2 separate regions of the Homo sapiens genome follow, and region 1 is linked to region 2. Evidence: read pairs that join two places in POLR2A ChIA-PET (ENCODE). Cell type or tissue: A673. All regions are shown on one strand. Links, peaks and the distances in the headings refer to the core of each region. The heading gives the core; the rest is flanking DNA.

Region 1 (8,929 bases), core at 550-8,549, 180 kb after region 2:
AAAATATTGGGACTGTTTCTAAACAGCTAAATAACAATAAATGGATTGTTAAACATACATAAAATAACCTTAATGAAGGCCACAGTAATTCATGTCTGTGTAGAATAAGTTCATTGAAATCAACATTCCTCTCAGTATCAGAGTTCCTTCTACAGTATGCATAGCAGATGATAATTTAGGCATCATCATCTCTCTCTTTACCCACCTCCCCTCTTCTTCCTTCCTCCCATCATCCAGTGCATGCTGTATCCAGGTCACTATGGTCAGCACTGAGGATACACAGGGAAATAGCATGTGGTCCTGCCCTCAGAGACCTGACAGTCTAGATATTTACAGCAGAGGGAGATGGTGCAGGGGAGAAGTACGCTGAGCGGGCGAGAAGCAGGCTAGCCACTCTGCTTGGAGGAGAGAGAGCACAAGATTCACAGAGGAGGTTGGGTTTTCAAGTTTGCAGGGATGGCCCAGAAATGAAAAGCGTTGTAGGCACAGACCATGTGATGCTTGCAGTCGTGAAGCTGTCTGGGGAGTGGCATCCGGCTTGGCATGTTTACAGTGTACAGTACTGGAGAGGAACAGGGTGGCAGGTGGAGACTATCTCAGGAATGATGGGAGCTCCTTACTTTGCAAAAAGAAAAGTTCTGTGTCCCGAGAAGTGTATTTTGTTAGAAGGTATGTGTGTATCACGCGACACGGGCCACTTCTTACTGCCACTTTAAAACCTGTCAGATGACGTGGGGCACAGTAGCTCACGCCTGTAATCCCAGCACTTGGGGAGGCCAGGGCGGGCGGATCACCTCAGGTCAGCAGTTCGAAACCAGCCTGGTCAACGTGGTGAAACCCATCTCCACTAAAAATACAAAAATTAGCCAGGCTTGGTGGCATGCCCCTGTAATACCAGCTACTTGGGAGGCTGAGGCAGGAAAATCACTTGAACCCAGGAGGTGGAGGTTGCAGTGAGCTGAGATCGCGACACTGCACTCCAGTCCAGGCGACAGGGCAAGACTCCATCTCAAAAAGAAAAACAACAACAACAACAAAGGAAGGTATTTTCTTATATTGTGCCCAAGTCCATCTCTGTTTCCTTTTATTATTATTATTTGAGATGGAGTCTCTCTCTGTTACCAGGCTGGAGTGCGGTGGCACAATCTCAGCTCACTGCAACCTCTGCCCCCCACGTTCAAGTGATTCTCCTGCCTCAGCCTCCCGAGTAGCTTGGACTACAGGCGCCTGCCACCACGCCCAGCTAATGTTTGTATTTTTAGTCGAGACGGGGTTTCGCCATGTTGGCCAGGCTGGTCTCAAACTCCTGACCTCAGGTCATCCGCCCGCCTCGGCTTTCCAAAGTGCTGAGATTACAGGTGTCAGCCACTGTGCCTAGCCTCTCCTTTTCTATTTTACCTTTGGGTTCAAGCCACAGGAGCCACACAGAATGAGTAGGCCTGCTCTCTGCCACATGCCTTTGTATGTAGGTGGGGTTATGCTTCTTCAAATCTTGCCCCAAGCTGTGTATACCTTTGTTTTTCCTCCTTAATAGATGTTGGCTAATAGTTTTTTTTTCTTTACATAACTCAATGGTAATTCTTGTTGGTCCTTTCAGAGTCTATAAACAATTGATTGTGATCTCCCTGATTTATCTTATAGATCTCCAAGCAGTTGTTGCCACTATAGCCTCTTGTCTGTTGGCTTCCTTTCTGCCAGGTCCCTCCCTCTGTGCTTTTACAGGATTCCCAAGGTATAAGAACAATCATGGTTGTTAGACCAGCCTCTCTTTTGCTTACTGACTTACATTCAGCCTTTTTTCACTACACTTCTTCTTTTGGTCATCTTAGGATTTCAGAGAAACAAAAAAAGTAGGTCACGCTCACAGATATGCTGGGGATCCTTTTGTTTTGTTTTGTTTTGTTTTGTTTTGTTTTGTTTTGTTTTTGAGACAGAGTCTCACTCTGTTGCCCAGGCTGGAGTGCAGTGGCACAATCAGGGCTCACTGCAGCCTCCATCTCCCAGGCTCAGGTGATCCTTTGCTGGGCGTCCTTGTCATAGAGAAGCAGTATTTTTTTTTTTTAAAACCTCATCACTATTATCTTTATACTTCAGAAGCAAACTAAGAAAGAAACACATGTCTGAAAAATGTTAATAAAAATGAATTAGGATGAATTAAAATAGCTCAGAAGAGTTGAGAGATGTACATTATAGCACAGGCGATGTTGTCATAAGAGTTATCTATATAAGAATCTGCTTTTTAACAGGACTTGCAAGCAGCTCATGTGCATCTCGGAGTTTGAAAAGCTCTGCTCTGGTGGACAACTGATGCTCCCCGAGTCACCATGAGTGACTGATCTGTTGGTAGCTCTGTTCGAGAGAAGCTAAACAAATATGCCATATCAGCCAGAAGAGTCAAATGTTGAGAATCACAGTTTAATTTTGTTTGCAGCTACAGACCAGGCCAAGTCATCATGTTTGACTAAACAGCAATGTTCTGATTAGGGGAGGACGTGGCTCTGTCTCCCAAACAGATGAGATTCTTGGTGGCTTGATGACAGCATGAAGAGCTGCTCCCCTGCCCTGGAGTAGGATGGTTTCCATGACAACAGTTCTGCGCACTGAGCTTCCCCTACCTTTTTTTTTAACCCCCGTGTTAATCAACAATGCAGAGACTAAAAAGGGTACTTTATTTCATTTTTTAAGAATTTCACCATATCTAAATTTTACTTTACATTATGTTATCATCATGGGTGTCTCTAAGAGAAAGTCTTTGTGCAGAAAAGTGTGGTTTTGTGAGTGATGGGCCAAACATTTCTTCATTAATCTCAAACTGGCACAGCTGAAAGATTTCAGGGTTAGACCATACTGACCTAAGCTTGGTTTTAAGAATACAGTACTTCTGTTTGGTGTTTGTCCTGCTGTATATCAATAGATCTTCAATGGAAAACCTTTTGTTACATAGAGTCATTAACTACCATGGTCATGTGTATAGAATGATCTTTCTCCTCACCTAGGGAAGAAGTCTTTTATTTTCACGGATTTAAAATGCTAATATATGGTGGTGACAGTATAAGAAACACTTGTATGTTAAGTTCTTTTATAATGTGATGCACAGGTTTGGTTTGCTTGACCTTTTGCACTCTATAATGATCATCTATTTTTTTTTTTTTTTTTTTTTTTTGATGGAGTCTCGCTCTGTTGCCCAGGCTGGAGTGCAGTGGCACAATCTCAGCTCATTGCAGCCTCTGCCTCCGGGGTTCAAGCAATTCTTCCACCTCAGCCTCCTGAGCAGCTGGGATTACAGAGGCACACCACCACGTCCGGCTAATTTTTGCATTTTTAGTTGAAACAGGGTTTCACCATGTTGGCCAGGCTGGTCTCGAGCTCCTGACCTCAGGTGATCCACCCGCCTCAGCCTCCCAAAGTCCTGGGATTACAGGCGTGAGCCAACACACCCAGCCTGATCATCTATTACTTCTGTAGCAGGTTAAAACCCACTAAATTTTCTTTTGTAAAAGTACTAATTAAAACAAAAAACATGGTTAGTGAGAAGAGCATTAAGATCACTAAGATCAGCCCTTAGGGAAGTGAGAGTTAGCTCCAGGGCCTTCGCTTCAAGCTCTGTGAAGACCCCAACAACTCTGTGGAAGTACCTGTGCTGCTGCACCTAGTCCAAGCCCTTGTCCTCTCGTACCTGCATTGTCCCAGTAGCCCGGTCACTGGCCTAGCTGCCTCCTTGCCTTCTTTTCAGTTTATTCTCAACACAGCCAGATCATGTCCCTGCCCCTCTTCAGCATTCCACAGGGCAGGGTGCGGCATGCATCACCTCAGTTGCATTCCATGGCTCTCAGAATCAAAGCCAACAGTCTTTAGTGCTGGACTATGAAACCCCTCACTCACCTCTATGATCTCACCTCCTATTACTGTTCCCTCATGTGCCCCAAGACAGGCCATGCTTCAGCCTCAGGCCCTTTGCACTTGCTGGTCCCTCTGTCTGGAACTGTCCTTCCGGAGATGTCTGCATGGTTCTCCACATTCTTCAGATCTTTGCTCATATGGCAATTTCTCAGGGAGGCTTTCCTTGAACACCCTATTTCAATGTTGACTCCCACCTCCCACCCCCAACACACACACATTCTCTGTCACCCTCTCTTGCTTTACTTTTCTTCATACCATGTATTGTCATCTGATGGGTTTTATCTTTTACTTTAGTATTTATGGTCAGTCTCCTTCCAGAATGTTATCTCCTTGAAAAGGCCTTTTGTCTTGTTCAGTGCCTATCCACACCACCTAGAACGAGGTGCACACTATTTGCAGTGCACACTATTTTGAAAGGATGAATGAAATTGACCCTCTCTAACCCCATAACTAGATATGAATTTAGAGCCAAATGTATTATGGGGTTTCTTCCCACCGGTTTTGTTCTCATCCCTATCACATAAGAAGACTGAAGTGTTAGAACATCTTGTAAAAATTAACCACAGCTGTGAGCCATTTAAAACACTCTACGCAGTGAGTTAGGAAATGCCCATTGATTGTTGGTTTGTTAGGTAAATGGGAGAGCACCACACTCAGTGCACACCGGGTCTCCTGTGTGCCAAGCATGCACGGCAGGCCCTGGCGATCAGAGGAGGGGCAGGGAGTGGGGCCTCCTTCTAGGATCTTCACACTGCCTTGCTGTTGACCCCCTGGTTGTGGTGGCATCCCGCAGCAAACCCAGGATCTCATGCACCCTCATCTGAGAGCCACTGCTTTGGTCTGTGTGTGTATGTGTATCCACTTGCCAGGGTTGTTTCATCAAGGACTTCCTTTGGCTGAAATTTGTTTTCCTTTTTGTTTCTAGTGTTTCTTAGTAACCCACTGCCGTGAGTCTTCTCTGCTGCGTTGCTACCCAAATGTGTCTTGAACTTTGTGCTATTTCTTTTTAATATCTGAAGATTTATTTTGGCCATGGAAGTGTAGGAAACAAAAATTTACATAAGTGTATGTAGACAATGCCCATCTAATTACTGGTGACCCAGGGGTGGGGGTGCACAATGTGGGGGATGGAGCCCCTTCAGCAGAGCCCCGTGTCTGTCTGGCAGAATTATCCCTGTTTTTGGCAATGGATGCAACAGATTCTGAAAGCCCGAAGCCACCATTCATTCAAGAACATATCTGTTGAGTAGTCACTACCGGGGAACACGCTAATAAAATGAGCTCAGTGTCCACCCTCATGGAGCTTCTTATAGTCTAGTGAGAGAGAGAGAGATCTAAATTAAATAACTGCATAATGCATAGTTACGTGTAGTTACAAACTGTTTAAGTGCTCTGGTGGAGAAGGTCAAGGTGTCCTGGGAGCTTAGCATAGGGGAATGTGTCCCTATGTAGGTGAGGATGTACAGGTTCCTGGGTAGGCATGTATATCGGGGGAGGGAGGGCAGAATATGTGCATTAATTTTCAAGGAGAGAAAATAAGATGTGCAAAATCTCTGAGGTGTTGAGGGATCTTGTTTATTCATAGGAGTGAAAGGAGACCAGCGTGGCTGAAGTGAGAGGATGACAAGGGAGAGTGGTGCATGGAGGGGGCAGGGCCCCAGCAGGGCCAAGAGTCATCCCCTGTGTTTATCATAGACCAATGCAGAGCACTAAAGGTGGGGCGGGTATAGGTAGGGCTGAGCCACAGTCTGTTTTCTATTTTAAAGGGTTTCTTTTGTGCCAGGCATGGTGGCTCATACCTGTAGCCTAGCATCTCGGGAGGCTGAGGCAGGAGGATCACTTGAGGCCAGGAGTTCCAGGCCAGCCTGGGCAACATAGCAAGACCTTGTCTCTACAAAAAATAAAAAATGAGTGGGCATGGTAGTGCACACCTGTACATTATCTCAGCAACTTGGGAGGCTGAGGTGGGAAGATCGCTTGAGCCCTGGAGTTTGAGGCTATAGTGAGCTATGATTGTAGTACTGTACTCCAGCCTGACTGACAAAGTGAGACCCTGTCTCCAAAACAAACAAACAAACAAAGGGTTTACTCTGGACACATTGTGCATAATGAATTGGAAGGGAGAAAGTGTGGAGGCTGGGAAAACAGCAAGAAGTGTTTTGTATTTGTCCAGGAGAAAGAACAATGGCAGCTTGGACTAGGATGGTGGTGGAGAAGGTAGGATAATGCTTGGCTAGAGAGATCGTTTTGGAGGCCATTGGCATCTAGGTGGTGACTGCTCCGATATGCTCACTGAGCAATCTGCCGTGAATTTGGCCTAATCTTTGCCTGCCTGTGAGGTGCCTATGCCTTGGATTTACTGGCTTCCAAACTGGACGGAGCAAGTGTCCAGGATATCTGACAATTACATTTTTCACTATAAGTCAATACTTTGCCATTTTGGCTTTATCAGTCTCTTGTGAGCTTTGTTAGCATGAATCAGTATTAATCAACATGATCATCTCTGGCACCTTAGTGAGAGAGACTTTTGGAGCCAGAGATTTCAGGGACAGAACCTAGACACTCATGAGTTCCCAAAGGTAAATGTCACCTGCCAGAGATGATGAACAATTACCTTTTCTGGGAAATAACCTCTTTTTTTTAACAAATGCTTTCCATTATCATTTTTTAAAAATTTTCAGTAAATCTTTAAAATCAAATCCACCAATTGTTTCTATCTTTAGAACAGCAATTATTTCACCTAGTGAGGAAACATACTGCCCACCTGAAAAAGAACTGCAGAGGGAGTGTGGTTTGAAAAGTCGTATCAAATGTAGAAGGATTCAAAGTCCAAGAGAATCTTACTCTGTTTCCCTGTGCATCTAACTTTTTATTGTGTCACCTTAATTTCTTTTGAAGCCACAAGTTATTTGTTTTTCAAATCTCTTATTATCTGTGTATGTAGTAATTATGTCTTCTTAAGATTCTATTTAGGAACTCAGTAAAATTAGGCAGGTGAAATAATTGGCTAAAGTTCAGTGAAGCCCTTTTGGCACTCTGAGTTTGGAAAATAGCAAATAATAATGTAAAACATTTTGTGTGCATTTGTACCTACTCACTAACGATATTCTCCTCCTATTTTGCAGGAGGAAAATGGAAGAAACGGAGATACTTTTAGTGAAGCAGAATAAACCACTGAACAGGTAACTGAGATTAGTAGTTCTATATACATTTATTAAATAAGTTAATATTTGTAAAGGCCTAGAATAGTACATAGCACATAGTAAATAGTATGTAGGTGTTTGCTGTTATAAAGTTCTTTTAAATATACGTAAGCCCCAAATAAACCAATTATACAAACCAAAAATACCCAACAAAAGCAAACTCTCCTCCTAAGGCAAGTGCGAACATCATTGGTAAGTTCTGACGTGGCCTCTGTATAGTCTGTTGTCCTGGCTCTGAGAAACGTAACTTAAAACCTCTTTGAAACGTCTTAATCTTTGAGCACCCTAAGTCCTTGAGCACCCATTCATTTTTGTCTTTGACCTTCTAAGTGTCAGATTGGTTTCCAGTTTGAAACCAAACAAACTTCTTTGAAATTCTTGAAGACGTAGTTCCAGGGGAGCATAGCATAGCTTCCAGGTGGCTACTGAAATGGCTGACAGTTACTAAAGATGGTGAGGATAGAGTTAAAAGCAGCAGCACTCCCATTTTCTGATGATGGCAGGTGATAACCTTGGAATAAGAAGCTCCAAACTATCATGCCTGCTTAGGCACTAACTTCCTGTAATTGTAATAAAATTGTTGGCATTGCTGAGACCTACTGACACCTTCAGCAAACGTTAGTAAGGGGCATATTACGTGTCCAGTCCTCTGCTTGGTGATGGGATTTGACATTGAATGGGTTATCTTTCTCCTCACTCCACTCCCATCTCTCTGGATCTTCACCAATTCCTGCCCAGATAGATGCTGTATGTCCTGCTATCCGCCTCGTCCCCAGCCTTGCTGTCTCTCCTGCCAGCTCCCCTTCAGCCCCTCAGCATCCCTTTATTCAGGGTGGGAAAAGATGCCAGAGATGGGGCTGAGAGTTGCATCTGGTAGTTAGACTTTTCTCTCATGGAGTTTATGTTGCATCTTCCTCGGCCCTGACTTCTGCTTCATAATTTACATAGTTTATTTTAAATATGATGATGTATGTTTTACCATGTCTTCCTTCGGGGATTTTGGGATATTACCTTTGACAGTTATGTTTCTGTTTTGGAGGTCTTGCAGCTGGCATTATTAGCTTGAGGGAGAGGTGGGGCACTGGGGGTGCACTGAATATCTCCATGGCTTTCAGACCTTTTTATTAGAACCCCCAGGAGGAAATACCTGTTACCTTAGGGCCCAGCACACATATTTGTACATGTGGGTATGTGGTTTCCTGAAGCTTACTTTATGCAAGCTGGGATAGAGTTTTTTAATTCTATCACTTTTTCTTTTCCCTTTTTCTCTCTTTTTATTGTTCATCATAACCAGCAAAGTGGATTTCTTAACCTGCTAGTCAGTCGGTTGTCCTTTGACAAGCTTGCAGTATTTCAGTGCTATGGTAGGGACGCATGGTTTCTTGCCCTTCTCCCTGTATTCTTCAGTAACTTCTACAGCATTTTTTTACCCCTAAAAATGCCTCAAACCTGCCTTAACTTTATTCTTTATGGGCCGAGCTCTCTCCTTCCTTTTGTAATAAGCTTCTGTTTCTATTTTCTCACCTACTGTTCCCTTCTCAACTTTCTGTCTGAACTTGAACATTCTTCTCCTCCTGATCAATACCTAAGAATGCTTTTGTTTACCGTTTCGAATAAGATCAATCCTTCTGTGCTGTTAGATACCTGGTTATCTCTTGGTTGGTGCCATGGGTTGTAGAGAGACATCTGCTGGCCCAAGTGTAGTGTTGCATTGTTTTTCTGTGCTGAATCACCTTGTCATTTTTTAGTACCTTAAACTTTCATAGTGTGCAAGTGAGCTTGTATATTGGAATGTGTTGAAGTCATCTACCTAATCTCTTCAAGCA
Region 2 (8,929 bases), core at 664-8,663:
TCCAAAATCTTTCCTAACTCTCTAGATGTTCCTATTTTTTCTTAGCATTATTTTAGGGTATCAATTCTTCACCAATACCTAATCCTTCCTCTCTTTTAAAAAATGTTGTGGGATTACAAAATTGGCTGTCATCTTTCTACTTAGAATGACCTGACTAACTTCTGCACTCATAAATATTATTTCCCTGTCTTTGCTTAAGCTATTGTCAGTCACAGAAGCTCCATCTTTTCATATGTGGGAGAACAACAAAATCAGGAAGAAGTTTCTTCCACCTACTCTATCTATCTATCTATCTATCCATCCATCCATTCTATCTCTCTCTCTCTATCCATCCATTCTATCTATCTATCTATCTATCTGTCTATCTATCTAATCTAATCTATCTATCTATCCATCCACCCATCCATCCACCCTATCCATCTATCCACCCATCCATCCATCCACCCACCCTATCTCTCTGTCTCCCCATCCATCCATCCATCCATCCATCCATCCATCCATCCATCCATCCATCTGCCTATCTATATACCCACCCTATCTATCTATCTATCTATCTATCTATCTATCTATCTATCTATCTATCTATCTATCATCTACCAGTTATCAGGGAGGGAGACAAGTGGGGAGGAGAGAACAGACTTGCCCTGTCTGAATTGTACTGGAAACTTAGTCTGTACTTGCTCTTGTTCTATAACTCTACTCAAGAGTACAATATTGTTAGAACCAAATGAATTTTTTTAATTCAACTTGGCAGGTAGCAGTAAATATTTACTGGTTTGAATTATCAATTCTCATCAAGATTGGTACTGAGAACTATATTAAAACAATCAGGAGATTTTTCTTAAAGGATCATTTTTTATTCCAAAATTGGTTATTGTAAAATGTGTGTGAGTCTGTTTAATCACGTCAGGCACAGGATCATCTTGCATTCCTGCCTTCTCCCAACATGTGGAGGTCAGATGCCTTGTGCTGCCCTCACCTCATGTCGGGAAGAGATACCACAAAGTAATTTTGTAGGATAAAGAAGGATTAAGAAGAGAAAACGGGTTCTGAGGAAAATGCAACATATGAAATCAGGAATCTCCCTTTCCAAGGAACTTTCGAAGGCTTTTAAAACCTTTCTTGTCCCCGCTATTGTTTTCCCATCACCAGGCAAGAAAGTTCAGTTTTTCCGATTAAGAGTGCCATCTGTGTCTCTGAAAAAAGACACATATTGTGGAATGAAAAGGAAACGGTGGAGTGAGGGATAAATGAGCATCAAAAGTCTTTAAAGGGTGGGGCGCGGTGGCTCACGCCTGTAATCCCAGCACTTTGGGAGGCCGAGGCGGTCAGATCACGAGGTCAGGAGATCGAGACCATCTTGGTTAACACAGTGAAACCCCGTCTCTACTAAAAATACAAAAAATTAGCCGGGTGCGGTGGCGGGCACCTGTAGTCCCAGCTACTCGGGAGGCTGAGGCGGGAGAATGGCGTGAACCCGGGAGGCAGAGCTTGCAGTGAGCCGAATCGTGCCACTGCAGTCCAGCCTGGGTGACAGACCGAGACTCCCGTCTCAAAAAAAAAAAAAAAAGAAAAAGAAAAAGGTCTTTAAACTCTGGAGAAGCAAAGTGAAAACTGAAAACTCAATTCAATTTGTCAGTACTTCTGGTTACAAGAAAATCTGTAGTAAATGAAGACTATGTTGTTTTGTTGTTTTGTTTTGATTTGTTTTTTTAATTCAGCTCCTACAGGAGAAGGCTGTTTTTGTTTTTTTAAGCTGCTCCTCGTGGAGCAGCACCGAGTCAGCTGAAAACTATGTTTCTCTGTGTGTGTGTTTTTGTTTGTTTGAGATGGAATCTTGCTCTATGACCCAGGTTGGAATGCAATGGCACGATCTCAACTCACTGCAACCTCCACCTCCTGGGTTCAAGCAATTCTCCTGCCTCAGCCTCCTGAGTAGCTGGAATTGCAGGCATGCATGACCACGCCAGGCTAATTTTTGTATTTTCAGTAGAAATGGGGTTTCACTAAGTTGGCCAAGCTCGTCTCAAACTCCTGACCTCAGGTGATCTACCCACCTTGGCCTCCCAAAGTGCTAGGATTATGGGCGTGAGCCACCACGCCCGGCCAAGACTATGTTTTTATAAAGCTAATTTGCATTATCATTCTAGGACTCCGATATGTCCCTCTTCCACTTGTTGTCAATAAAAAAATTCATCTCACCCAGAATCCAATCATTTCACATGAGTCAGAATGCATGACTGACTCAAGGTTCAACTATCTGTAGTGTTTTTCCCTTATTAGATTTAATATTTCCTTCAAGATGGGCTTGTACGTCAGGTACTTCGTCACTCCCAGATAGCTACAGATTTTTGCTTTATTATGTCTGTTGTATGAATGTGTGTGTGTGTGTGTGTGTGTGTGTTTGTATATACAAAATATGATGTATACATAAGTATTTGAATAGTGTTATAAATGCAAGTTTAAAGAAAATATTGATTTTTGTCAATTCATTCAAGGAAAACACATATTCACTAATGCAAATATCATGTTACAGAATCCACCTGATTTTCATTTGTTTAAATCAAGTAATTTTTAATCAACTTCTACAAATTTGACTCAGTCATTTCTCATATGCTGGGGATCAAAATCTCTCTACTACATTTAAGTCATTCATCATAGCTATCAAGCATTACACAGAGATTTACAGTGGAATTAATACTATGGATCAAGTATAAGTGGTTGTTCCCCAGTTGCATCTGACAGCATTTCTATTTTCAGTGTTTCTTGAAAAGTCCAACATCAGGTTTGTATACATCAGAACCTTTCTTGCTGCAGTTACTATAGGAGACAGTTCCGTGGCTTTTCATGGTGTACAAGAAAGGTAGATTTCAATTTCTATTATCTAACTTTGCTAGGTTTTCAGGTATGCTCATCAATAAATTAATTCTTGGCCGGCACGGTGGCTCACGCCTGTAATCCTAGCACTTTGGGAGGCCGAGGCAGGTGGATCACGAGGTCAGGAGATTGAGACCATCCTGGCTAACATGGTGAAACCCTGTCTCTACTAAAAATACAAAAAATTAGCCGGGCGTGGTGGCGGGTGCCTGTAGTCCCAGCTACTTGGGAGGCTGAGGCAGGAGAATGGCGTGAACCCAGAAGGTGGAGCTTCCAGTGAGCCGAGATCACGCCACTGCACTCGAGCCTGGGTGACAGAGCGAGACTCCATCTCAAAAAGAAAAAAAAAAAATACAAAAATTAGCCTGGTGTTGTGGCAGGCGCCTGTAGTCCCAGTTACTTGGGAGGCTGAGATAGGAGACTGGCCTGAACCCCGGAGTCAGAGCTTGCAGTGAGCCGAGTTCGTGTCACTGCCCTCCAGCCTGGGCGACAGAGCGAGACTCCATCTCAAAAAAGTATATATAAAATAAAATAAAAATAAATAAATAAATAAATTCTTGTGTGGACAGATTAATGGACTCCAGATCAACTCTTCGAAGGCTCTTCATTGCTTTGGTGGAAGGTGAAAGGCTCACACTAGGTCTTCATTAACAGCTCTTCTCCACCTGGCCCCAATCTACCTGCTACTATGTCCCTTCTGTGCTGGTCCCACTGGTCTCCTCATTGTTGCCCAAAATACACCCTGGACATTTCCAACTTCAGGCATGTACTTAAGCTGTTCTTCTCAACTAAAATATCCTCTTTCTTTTGCTCTACAAACCCAAGTTCTATCTGTTCTTTGTCAATGTTGTATTTCTTAATTATACCAAACAATGTATGAGTATATCCTCATTAGAAAAATATTCAAACAGGCTAGGCGAGGTGGCTCATGCCTGTAATCCCAGCACTTTGGGAGGCCGAGGTGGGTGGATCACCTGAGGTCAGGAGTTCGAGATCAGCCTGGCCAACATGGTGAAACCCTGTCTCCACCAAAAATACAAAAAGTTAGCTGGCCATGGTGGTGGATGCCTGTAATCCCAGCTACTTGGGAGGCTGAGGCAGGAAATCGCTTGAACCCATGAGGCAGAGGTTGCAGTGAGCTGAGAACGCACCATTGCACTCCAGCCTTGGCTACAAAAGCGAAACACGATCCCAAAAAAAAAAGAAAGAAAAATATTTAAACAATAATAAAGAAGTATACATACAGTAAAAACTGAAAGTCCCTATTAATTCTAGCCCTTCCCCTCTCCCACCTGCCAACTGTATTGCCCTTCTTCCAATTTGCTAGTTATCCTTCCGACTCTTTTTCACTGCATTTAATAAACCTATACAGTTTTTGTTTTGCTTCATTTTTAGGTAAGTGGGGTTACAGTATACACTCTGTCCTGTGGCTAGCTTTCTCCTCTTCAAGACCTATATTAAGTTTCCTCTCTCTCCCCAGAAACCTCCCTCACCATTTCAGCATCCAATGACCTCCTCCCTGTAACCCTGCCTTGGATTTCAAACACTTGGTATCCTTGGAACCCTATTGGCTTCTGATTCATCTCTTTATGATGTCGGGTTGTTTAACTTTTTTATGTGTGTCTTATCACTGACATGTAAAATCTTTGAGGGGAGGAATGTTATCTTGATCTTTTGCAGCATTTAGAACTGCCCAAAATGGGTCTCCAGCCTGATTTTATTGAGTAAGTGAACTTTAGGTTTCCCATTTCCTGATCTAAGATGGGAAAGCTCTGCTCCAATGCAGGGAAAAATTAAAATGTACTATGATGAAGTACTTCAGCGTTTTCATGCACTCTCCTAAGAATTCTCTCAATCTGTTGTACATGGTGGGTTTGTGGATTTCTATTAATATAAATCAGTTGAGAAGTGCAGCAACTTTGTGAGAAGCCAGAGACCCCAGGCAAAAACTTTTCTTCTCTGACCTGTCAGACCAAGGACAGCTCCATGAGTTACAAACCCTCAGAGATGAAATCATCACAGAGTGAAAGGGAGGTTTACAGCACAGGCTGATGTGGGAAAAGGTTGTGAGGGAAGCACCAACTAGCCAAGGGGAACCCACTCTCTCAGATGTTTCAGACTTTTAAAATTTCAGCTCTCACTGAACCAGCTTTCCAATGGAATTAGTCACTGGTATAACAGCCACAGCAATTCAAAAGGCCTTTCATTTTTCCTTTTAAATTAAAGCTGTAAAGTCGAACTTGAAATTCCTTCAAAAAATGTTATTTTCTCAGCATCACAGAGAAGGCAAAACAGCCAATATAACATATCCGTGTTTTATGTTAAATGCTGTCCCTTGAACAAGTTACTTAATCTTTCTATGCCTCAGTTTCTTTATCTAAAAATGAGTATAACATTTGTGCCTACTTTATAGAATTTTGAGCATTAAAATGAGATAATTTAGTGCAGTATGCAGTGAAGGCTGGCTCACAGTAAATTCTCAAAATTGTTAGCTATGATGAGGGTGATCATGTTATGACTCCTCAAGTCTATGTCAGCAGCTACAATGGCTCGCTCTCTCTCTCCCTCTCTCTTTCTTTCATAAAGATAGGGTCTGCTGTGTTATCCAACAGTGCAGTGGCATGATCGTAGCTCACTATAGCCTCAAACTCCTGGGCTCAAGCGATCCTCCCACCTCAGTCTCCCAAGTAGTTAGGATTACAGGTGTCAACCACCATGCCTAGGTGAAAGGGTTTTCTATGTGAGACTTTAGCCAAAGCAGGCATACAAGAACACCGTTGAGCTGTAATAATGGTGAACATTATGAACAATATTTCTTGGGAAATTCTATTTAATTCCTTCATCCCCATTACAGTGAATTTGCTTAGAATCTTTATTCAACAGACTATTGCTTGAAAATAAATGAGTTATTAAATGGAAAAATCTCTTCTTGTGAAAAATTTTCTCTAAAATCCTATTAGTCCTAACTAGATAATACATTCCTTTTGACATCTTACATGTCTGCTATTAATAATCTCAATTCGTAAGTCTAACTAACCAGTTGAAAGGATCTAACTTAATTAAGAATTTTGCTTTATCAAAAAATTTTCTATTGTCTCAAAAAAGAGCTTCCAGATCCTTCAAAAGAGGCCATTAATCAAAGCAGATAAAATTAGTTTTAGTTACTAAATAAATACTTAGAATACTGCAGATAATCAAAGTAGTTAAAATTAACAGTCAAACTGTTAATTTTGTGGTCTCAAATAGTTATCGAGACACTGTAGACATTGCAGAAAAAATCTGAAGCAATGAGCTGGTTAACTCAGATACAACGATATTTGGGGCATCAATTGATTACGAGTTTCAGATTGAATTATTCTGTTATTCAATTGTTCACTTAGGCAATGCCTATATAATAAGTTAACTTAGGCTATCTTAATAATTGATGTGTGTTTGTTAGTGTATTGGCTAAGGACATAGGACTTTAGATGAGAAAATGAGGGTTTCAGCCAGACACGGTGGCTGGCCGGGCGAGGTGGCTCACACCTGTAATCCCAGCACTTTGGGAGGCCAAGGAGGGCAGATCACTGAGGTCATGAGTTGGAGACCAGCCTGGCCAATAGGGTGAAACCCGTCTTACTAAAAATACAAATATTAGCCAGGCGTGGTGGTGGGTGCCTGTAATCCCAGCTACTGGGGAGGTTAAGGCACACGAATTGCTTGAACCCAGGAGGTGGAGGTTGCGGTGAGCCAAGATTGCACCACTGCCCTCCAGCCTAGGTGGAAGAGCTAGATGCTATCTCAAAAAAAAAAAAAAAAGAAAACAACGATTTAAATTTCAATTTGGTAACTTCCTACATAAGTGAACTTGGACAAATTATTTAACCTTTCTAAGCCTCAGTTTTCTTATCACTAAAACGTAATACTTATTTTGCTGGCTTGCAAGGGTAAAATGAGGTAATATACATAAAGAAAATATACATAAAGAAAATATACATAAAGGCTTAACTGGCACTTAGTAGGTAGACATTGAATTAATTCTTTTCCTTTTTAAGTCACTTCAGTTTCTCAGCCATGATATTATAATAAATAAGTAAATACATAATATGTCAGGTGGTGGTAAGCGCTACAGAGAACAGCAAAGTGGGAATCCTTAATGTCTACCAGTGGGGACAGGGGTAGCTAGGATGAGAAAAATAGAGGGGGACATTAATATGGTGGCTTAGCCTCAATCCATGCATAAAGATTGTCAAGGTGCATGGGGGCAAGTTGTGTGGCTTTTTTTTAAAGCCTTTATTGTTTCATAATTGTGTCCTTCATAATCAGGCAGACACAGCCTAAAATTATACAGGAAGAGTGGCAAAGAGGAAGGAGTCAGGAGTGAGAAAGCGGAGGAATGAGGCATGGGAGGCTAATGAGCTGTAGGGCCAGCCATTGATGTCAGGATCCTCAGAACTAAAAGTAGAAGCCACAGCCTGGAGACTCACACTTACCACTGATACCCAACAATGCCATCTAGATGGTGGTGAGTTAGTTGTAACAGCAGTTTCTTTTGAGTATTTTAAAAAATGATTATTATAAAAAATTAAATAGCACATTACAGAAAGGATATAACCTAAATACAGAAAACTGAAAAGATTTAGGAAAAATAAGTCACCAATAATTCCATTAGCCTAATTCATTTAATATCAGCATTTGGGTTAATTTCCTCCTAGTCCTTTTTCAGGTGTATATTTAAAGATACGTGAAATCACACTGTATACAGTTGTGGATCCTGTTATTTTAAGTATAACATTGTCTCATAGCATTTTCCTTGTTGCTAACCAGCCTTTCATAACTATCCTTTTAACAAGTGAATAATATATCATTAAGTAAATGAACAGTAATTTACTTAATTTAACTATCTCTGTATATTGTTAGATGTTTAGAATCTTTCCAATTTCTTGATATCATAAATATCACATTAGTATACATTTTTCTGTGTGTTTTCTTTTCCACATTATTTTTTTTTTTTTTTGAGACAGAGTCTTGCTCTGTTGCCCAGGCTGGAGTGCAGTGGTCCCATAACAGCTCACTGCAGCCTCAACCTCCCAGGCTCAGGTGATCCTCTCACCTCAGCCTCCTGAGTAGCTGCGACCACAGATATGTGCCATCATACCTGGTTAATTTTTTATATTTTATAGAGACAGAGTCTCACCATGTTGCCCTAGGCTGGTCTTGAACTCCTAGGCTCAGGCAATCCTCCTGCCTCAGCCTCCCAAAGTGCTGGGATTACAGGCATAAGCCACCATACCTGGCCTTCTTTTCCACATTTTAGATTATCTTCTTAGAATTGACTTTCAGAATTTTCAAAACATAAAACGTTGCAGGAGATGGACATTTTATGACTCTTTATACTTACTGCCAAATTGCTTTTCAAAGGGATTATAACAATGCCCAGTCCCAAGAATGGTGTAATGGTGTACTCATGAGGTAGCAAACCTCATCATACCCTTGAAAACAGTGGATCATTTCATTAATTTTTTTTTTTTACAGCTTCAGTTTCCAGGTTGTGATATAAGCAAGTAAACAAATAGTATGTCAGATGCTGATCAGTACAATGGGGAAGAGGAAACTGGAGAGAGGGGATGTGGCGGGGGAAGTGTTGCTGTTCTGTACAGGATGATCAGGAAAGGCCTTTCTAAAAAGATGATACTTAGGCCGGACGCAGTGGCTCACACCTGTAATCCCAGCATTTTGGGAGGCCATGGCAGGCAGATCACCTGAGGTCAAGAGTTTGAGATCAGCCTGGCCAACATGGTAAAATCCCATCCTGTCTCTACTAAAAATACAAAAAGTAGCCCAGCATGGTGGTGGGCACCTGTAATCCCAGCTATTGGGGAGGCTGAGGCAGGAGAGTCACTTGAACCCAGGAGACGGAGGTTGCAGTGAGCCGAGATCGTGCCACTGCACTCCAGCCTGGGCAACAAGAGCGAAACTCTGTCTCAAAAACAAAACAAAACATATTTGAATAAGAGCCAAAAGAAGTGAGGGATTAAGGTGTAAGAACTGCCCGAGGAAAGAGGGTTTCAGG

Evidence for each region. ChIA-PET counts read pairs that join two places held together with the same protein. Peaks named below come from ENCODE experiments on the same cell type or tissue, not always from the same donor. Only the 100,000 strongest peaks of a DNase experiment are listed, where the experiment ranks them.
Region 1: POLR2A ChIA-PET joins it to region 2 with 12 read pairs; 3 of 35 experiments call an interaction of 5 or more read pairs at or near these places.

What each region holds. Positions count from the first base shown.
Region 1 is chr7:130,982,206-130,991,134 of GRCh38, reverse strand. It overlaps LINC-PINT (long intergenic non-protein coding RNA, p53 induced transcript), which reads left to right. Exons shown (of 8, transcript NR_170176.1): 4 at 7,026-7,082. Among named protein-coding and RNA genes, the nearest start is that of LINC00513, 73 kb to the right of the region's middle. In A673, for the core only: no CTCF peak of the experiment used is centred there; no DNase peak of the experiment used is centred there; H3K27ac peaks cover 689 bases.
Region 2 is chr7:131,166,616-131,175,544 of GRCh38, reverse strand. It overlaps a transcript of MKLN1 not described here. Among named protein-coding and RNA genes, the nearest start is that of LINC-PINT, 61 kb to the right of the region's middle. RefSeq lists a silencer at 1,009-1,209. In A673, for the core only: no CTCF peak of the experiment used is centred there; no DNase peak of the experiment used is centred there.